2 separate regions of the Homo sapiens genome follow, and region 1 is linked to region 2. Evidence: read pairs that join two places in POLR2A ChIA-PET (ENCODE). Cell type or tissue: OCI-LY7. All regions are shown on one strand. Links, peaks and the distances in the headings refer to the core of each region. The heading gives the core; the rest is flanking DNA. Region 1 overlaps ZCCHC2 (zinc finger CCHC-type containing 2). Region 2 has its middle 83 kb from the start of PHLPP1.

Region 1 (2,918 bases), core at 172-2,671, 100 kb before region 2:
ACAACTTAAATGTCAGCAGTTTTTTTAGGAGGCTTGTACATAAATCTCACATTCCTCACACAACTGCGGTGGACTGCCAGTAACTTGTACAAAATTCAGCAAAGAGGCCAGGGAGCAGTAGTGAAGTCACTCACTACTGTGAGTGTCCTAGGAACTCTGTGTGATTGTTACAATCCTGTGTTAGGAAGTTACAGACTGCTTATATAGCATAGCTGAAAACGCTTGGTTTTTAAAATGGGTGTCTTCCTATTATTAGGAAGCCAAACTATAAATTGTGTGTTAGCAACAAAAAAATGCCTATGTATTTTAAAAGGTACTAGTTTTGTTGCTGTTTCATTGAAAAGACAGGAAGCAAGACATGCAAGCAATGTTTGCATACTTAAAGACATTCGTTAACTGTTCGGGAAAATGGGTATTCTCATTTTGGAGGTTTAGTCCCCAACTAGCGACACAAAGGTATAAGAAGCATAAAATATGTAGACGATCATAGTAGTGGTTATTGATTAATATGGTATGACGATTCTCTGGAGATTGTGTCACCAAGATCTTCAAAGCTTAATTGCTTGACTAACAGTACTAATGTTTGAATGAAAGATAAAAATGTAAACTTTCGATACTAAGGCACAAAATTATCCTATGTCTTTGTGTTATTTGAACTCACAAAACATATTTGAGTTCATCATTTGAATTCACAAAAATCAAGTAGCCATGAGTCCTTCACTTACTAAAAGTAGTGAATTAAAAAGAAAACCTTGCGGCCAGGTGCGGTGGCTCACGCCTGTAATCCCAGCACTTCGGGAGGCCGAGGTGGGCGGATCACGAGGTCAGGAGTTCGAGACCAGCCTGGCCAGTATGGTGAAACCCCATCTCTATTAAGAAAAATACAAAAAAAGTTAGCCGGGCATGGTGGCACATGCCTGTAGTCCCAGCTACTCTGGAGGCTGAGGCAGGAGAATCGCTTGAACCTGGGAGGCAGAGGTTGCAGTGAGCCGAGGTGGCGCCACTGCACTCTAGCCTGGGCGACAGAGTGAGACTGTCTCGGGAAAAAAAAAAAAAACCTTGTTACTTTTTCATAGCGTAGTTTAGTTAGCTAAATTGTACTTGATAGACCAAGTACTTTGATTAACTTCGCAATATAGGAAACATACTGGAAGAAAACTTTTAAAAGAGTTTTAACATCAACGATGCTACTTCAAGATAACTTGAATGTGGATGTGGCAGCCAGAATCCTAGTGAGAGAGTAACTGACTTAAAATGAGAAGGAAAAGGTTGATTGTCAGAATTTCAGTTATTATAGCAGGCACTAAAAAAGATGATTTTTTGGCCAGGCGCAGTGGCTCACGCCTGTAATTCCAGCACTTTGAAAGCCAAGGCAGGTGGATCACCTGAGGTCAGGAGTTAGAGACCAGCCTGACCAACGAGGTGAAACCCTATCTCTACTAAAAATATAAAAATTAGCTGGGCGTGGTGGCAGGCGCCTGTAGTGCCAGCTGCACAGGAGGCTGAGACAAGAGAATTGCTTGAACCAGAGAAGCGGAGGTTGTAGTCAGCCGAGATCACGCCACTGCACTCCAGCCTGGGTGACAGAGTGAGACAACGTCTCAAAAAAAAAAAAAAAAAAAAAAGATGCTTTTTAAAAATGACCAGTTCTAATGCTCACTGGTAATATTAATAAATACCTTTATTTAACTGACCCCTGCTGCTGGGTTATTTGATATTTTAAAGTGAATAGTGTTGTTGGGGCAGTGGGTGCTGACTGAGGCTTCCCTCCCGCCACTCTGGGAGTGTTAGGGTTCAGTGAAGGAGTCCTTAACTTGTAGCATAGTGTCTGGTTCATGGTCTTCAATAAATATTAGCTGTTGCAGGTGAAAGCTCAGCCTTGTGTGGATGGTGGTGGTAGAGAAGTGGGCACAGCATCTTACATACTGAGAATGGGGGCCAGAAACAGCTATGTCTTTCATGGGAAATTTTAGGTTGGTTTGGCTACAGCAAAGAATAAAAGCAGTTCAGTTATAAAAGCCATTTGGAAGAGACTTTTTAGAATATATCAAATAGTGATTATTTTAGTAGGAAATAACTATTAAAATCCTGAGTTCCTTCCCCAGTTACATTTTTCTATGCAGTCATTTTCCAGGTAAGGAGAACTCAGAAACTAAGTCTCATGTATACCATGGTGGGAGGCGGGAGCGGGTGCTGGATGTGGAGAGGAAGTACATTCTTTCTCTCAAGTTGACTAAAATATGTCTGTGTGATTTATTTATACATACCCATGGTTTCTACATCCGGGGATTCAACCAACTATGGATCAAAAATATTAGGGAAAAATATTGCACGTGTACTGAACACGTACAGACTTTTTTCTTGTAATCCAAAACAATACAGTATAACAGCTATTTACATAGCATCTATGTTGTGTTAGATATAAGTAATCTGGAGCTATTTAGAGTATACAGGAGAGTGTACATAGGTTATACACAAATACTAGGCCATTTTATATCCAGACTGGAGCACTCTTGGATTTTGGTATTGGGAGTTTCTAGTACCAATTCCTCATGGGTATTGGGGGATAATTTTATATGTACTATACATACATGTTGCCTTAATAATTTTTTTGTGTGGAGAAGGGGTCAGGAAGAGTGTCATAGAGGCTATGAGAAGACCTTGAAGAATGATAGCCATGTTTAGTAGATCCCTAGGCTTGGAGGGTTACGTTTCAACTCTGCCACTAGCTGTGATAGTTGTCAGCCAGGCCACTTAAATCCCTGAGTCTTACCTGTAAAATGGGGATAATTTACAGTCTTACCTGTAAAATGGGGATAATAACTTTTGAGGTGATGATTGTATTAATAAGATGTGAAATAATTCACATACTGTCTTGAGCATGCATTCTTTCTTGAGATTAGTGCTCAGTGCATATT
Region 2 (2,918 bases), core at 190-2,689:
AAAATGAAATCAGCCTGCTGAAGTATTCACCCAAGAGATTTTAATAGATTTTTCTTTCCCAGTAACGCAGGAGGTCAGTTCTCAGTAAAACACACAAAGGCATAAGGTCATGAGCTATTCTCTCTGAAATCTCCTTCATTTCAGCCGTTCCCAAGTGTTAGAATTAATTGCTCAACTGTAAGAACTGCGACCCAGAGAAGTTTCAAGAACCAGCCAGATGGGAGAGAGTTTTACAACACACATGGGCTTACACCCTAGCAACAAAAAGACCAAAGGAGGAAAAAACTCACATTTCCATTGTTAGCACTGTGCCTATAATTTTCCTTTGTTTTAGGGGACAAAAACTGAGACAGATGATGGGTTAAACTTAATATACCTGAATTTTCATAGTGTTGGGTGCTAGGGGTTGTCAATATTTGCTCAGAAAAAGATGGTAACTGCTTGTCATTTTTGCAGAGAAGAAAGAATATAATGAACCTTTTGAGAAACACGTTTCGACAGTTTGAGAAGGCTTTGTCTTTTGGACACAGCAGCATGTTTAGCAGAATGATTACCTGGTCTAGAGAGCAAATACTATATGCATTATTTTCTTGTTGTTGTTTAAGACTTTTTTTCACGCCTGGCGTGGTGGCTCACACCTGTAAGCCCAGCACTTTGGGAAGCCGAGGCAGACAGATTGCTTGAACTCAGGAGTTCAAGATCAGCTTGGGCAACATGGGGTCTTGCTATGTTGCCCAGGCTGGTCTTGAAAAAATAAAAAATTAGCTGGACATGTTGGTGTGAGCCTGTAGTCCCAGCTCCTCAGGAGGCTGAGGTGGCAGGATTGCTTGAGCCTAGGAGGTTGAGGCTACAGTGAGCTGTGATTGTGCCAGTCCACTTCAGCCTGGGTGACAGAGCAAGACCCTGTCTCAAAAAAGAAAAATAAAAAAAGGACTTTTCCTTATTTTTACATTTTTTTGTTTTCACTGCATTTTTACTGCATTTTTAATCCCCCTTTTTTGCATTCATTTTAAATATCTGGATCCACTGCAAGTACTTCCGTCGATGAGAAGGCATGACATAGTAGATTCTCAGTTGCTCAGTTCAAAGCACCAACATGCCACTTAGTCAAAGAACCTTAGGCAAGCCACACTCTGACACAGAAGGGGTTCAGATCAGCAGTCCCCAACCCTTTTGGCACCAGGGACTGGTTTTGTGGAAGATAATTTTTCCACGGACGTGTTGGTTGGGGTTGATGGATTCCAGATGAAACTGATCCACCTCAGATCATCAGGCATTAGGTCCTCATAAGGAGCATGCAATCTAGATCCTTCGTATGCACAGTTCACAATAGGGTTCACGCTCCTATGAGAATCTAATGCCACTGCTGATCTGACAGGAGGCGGAGCTCAGGTGGTCGTGCTCACTCACCTACCACTCACTCCTGTGTGGCCCCATTTCTTACAAGCCGCAGACCAGTACTGGACTATGGCCTGCGGGTTGGGGACCCCTGGTTTAGATGAACCCAAATGTCCTCTCAATCACTAAGATTCTCCATAGCTTCTTGAACTCTTGAGCTTTGGAGATCATTCTCGAAGTTTCTATAAATAAAAGTGGAAATCAGCCCCCTCCTTAAAACCAGTGAGAGGCTTAGAGAGCACAGTAATCATGATGTTTCTGTAATCCTCCCAGAACCGAATCAGAAATGGCCAGGACACTGAGGCATTCACATGATAGCGAGGAGCAAAGTGCAGGCTTAATGTGTCCTTCCAAAGTCCACATTTCTTCTGCTAGCAATTTCTTAAATTGCCACAGAAATTGAAATGGATAAGAATTTTGGTTTGTCAACAAGATAAAAAACTCACAGATAAAGTGAGTTATCTGCTTTTTGTTCAGACCAAAAGGTGACTTTACCAGAAATTATGCTGGACATCTAGGGAATTAATCTGGATGAGTGAGCTCAGCCTGACATAAAGATGCTTCAATGCCCTTCTTAGCAATGATGCTGAAATAGCAACAGCTTTAGCTTGCTGAGGCAATAACAGCTGCCAGGGCAAAAAAGAGAAATGAGAAAATCAAAGCCATTCTGAGGTATGAGGCAGCAATTAAGAGAATCTCCCCTTGAAGGGCTTACTTAAGTAAGCAATCATTCAACCAATATCCATTTATTACCTACTAATCAAGACATCAGATCTGTATTCTCTGCCTTCCAGGAGCTTATGATTTAGGTAACAGCTACCACCTCTTCTCCAGACTAAAGAACCCCAGTGCCTGCGCCTCTTTCTGACATTGCACCTCACCCCGTAAAGCCACGAATTGCCCCAAGCCCATGTGTCTTTGCATTATTTGATGTTTGGTTTTTCTGTTTTATTATTATTATTTTTGTGGCAAAGTCTCACTCTGTCACCCAGGCTCCAGTGCAGTAGCGTAATCATGGCTCACTGCAGCCTCAACCTCCCAGGCTCAAGTGATCCTCCCACCGTAGCCTCCCGAGTACCTGTGACTACAGGTATACATCACCACGCCTGGCTAATTGTTGTGTTTTGTAGAGATGTGGTCTTGCCATGCTGCCCAGGCTGGCCTCGAACTCCTGAGCACAAGTGATCTATTCTCCTTGGCCTCCCAAAGTGTGGGAATTATAGGCATGAGCCACCGTGCCTGGCTATGTTTGATTTTTCGATCCCTTTGGATTCTCAGGTCCCCATCTTGGGAATCCACCCCTTTGTTGGCTTTAGCTGCCTGTGTCCTGGCGTATTTCTGGCGAATCATTTTTTATTCTTGGAATCCACTTCAATTGCTGTTGTGTTCGCCTTTCCAACTTCATCACACATTTAGCCCCTAGTCCTGCTGAATTCTGCAGCCCGAGGCCTTCTACGCTGCTGTGGCGCTCCGAGGCTTCCCTGCTGACATCCTAGTGGCCCCAGCAGAGCCCCATCTAT

What was found. ChIA-PET counts read pairs that join two places held together with the same protein. Peaks named below come from ENCODE experiments on the same cell type or tissue, not always from the same donor. Only the 100,000 strongest peaks of a DNase experiment are listed, where the experiment ranks them.
Region 1: POLR2A ChIA-PET joins it to region 2 with 5 read pairs; 3 of 35 experiments call an interaction of 5 or more read pairs at or near these places.

What each region holds. Positions count from the first base shown.
Region 1 is chr18:62,527,557-62,530,474 of GRCh38, forward strand. All of the region lies in intron 1 of ZCCHC2 (zinc finger CCHC-type containing 2), which reads left to right. Among named protein-coding and RNA genes, the nearest start is that of ZCCHC2, 6.0 kb to the left of the region's middle. In OCI-LY7, for the core only: a CTCF peak has its summit at 1,023; no DNase peak of the experiment used is centred there; H3K4me3 peaks cover 1,821 bases; H3K27ac peaks cover 534 bases.
Region 2 is chr18:62,631,260-62,634,177 of GRCh38, forward strand. No RefSeq gene overlaps it. Among named protein-coding and RNA genes, the nearest start is that of PHLPP1, 83 kb to the right of the region's middle. In OCI-LY7, for the core only: no CTCF peak of the experiment used is centred there; no DNase peak of the experiment used is centred there.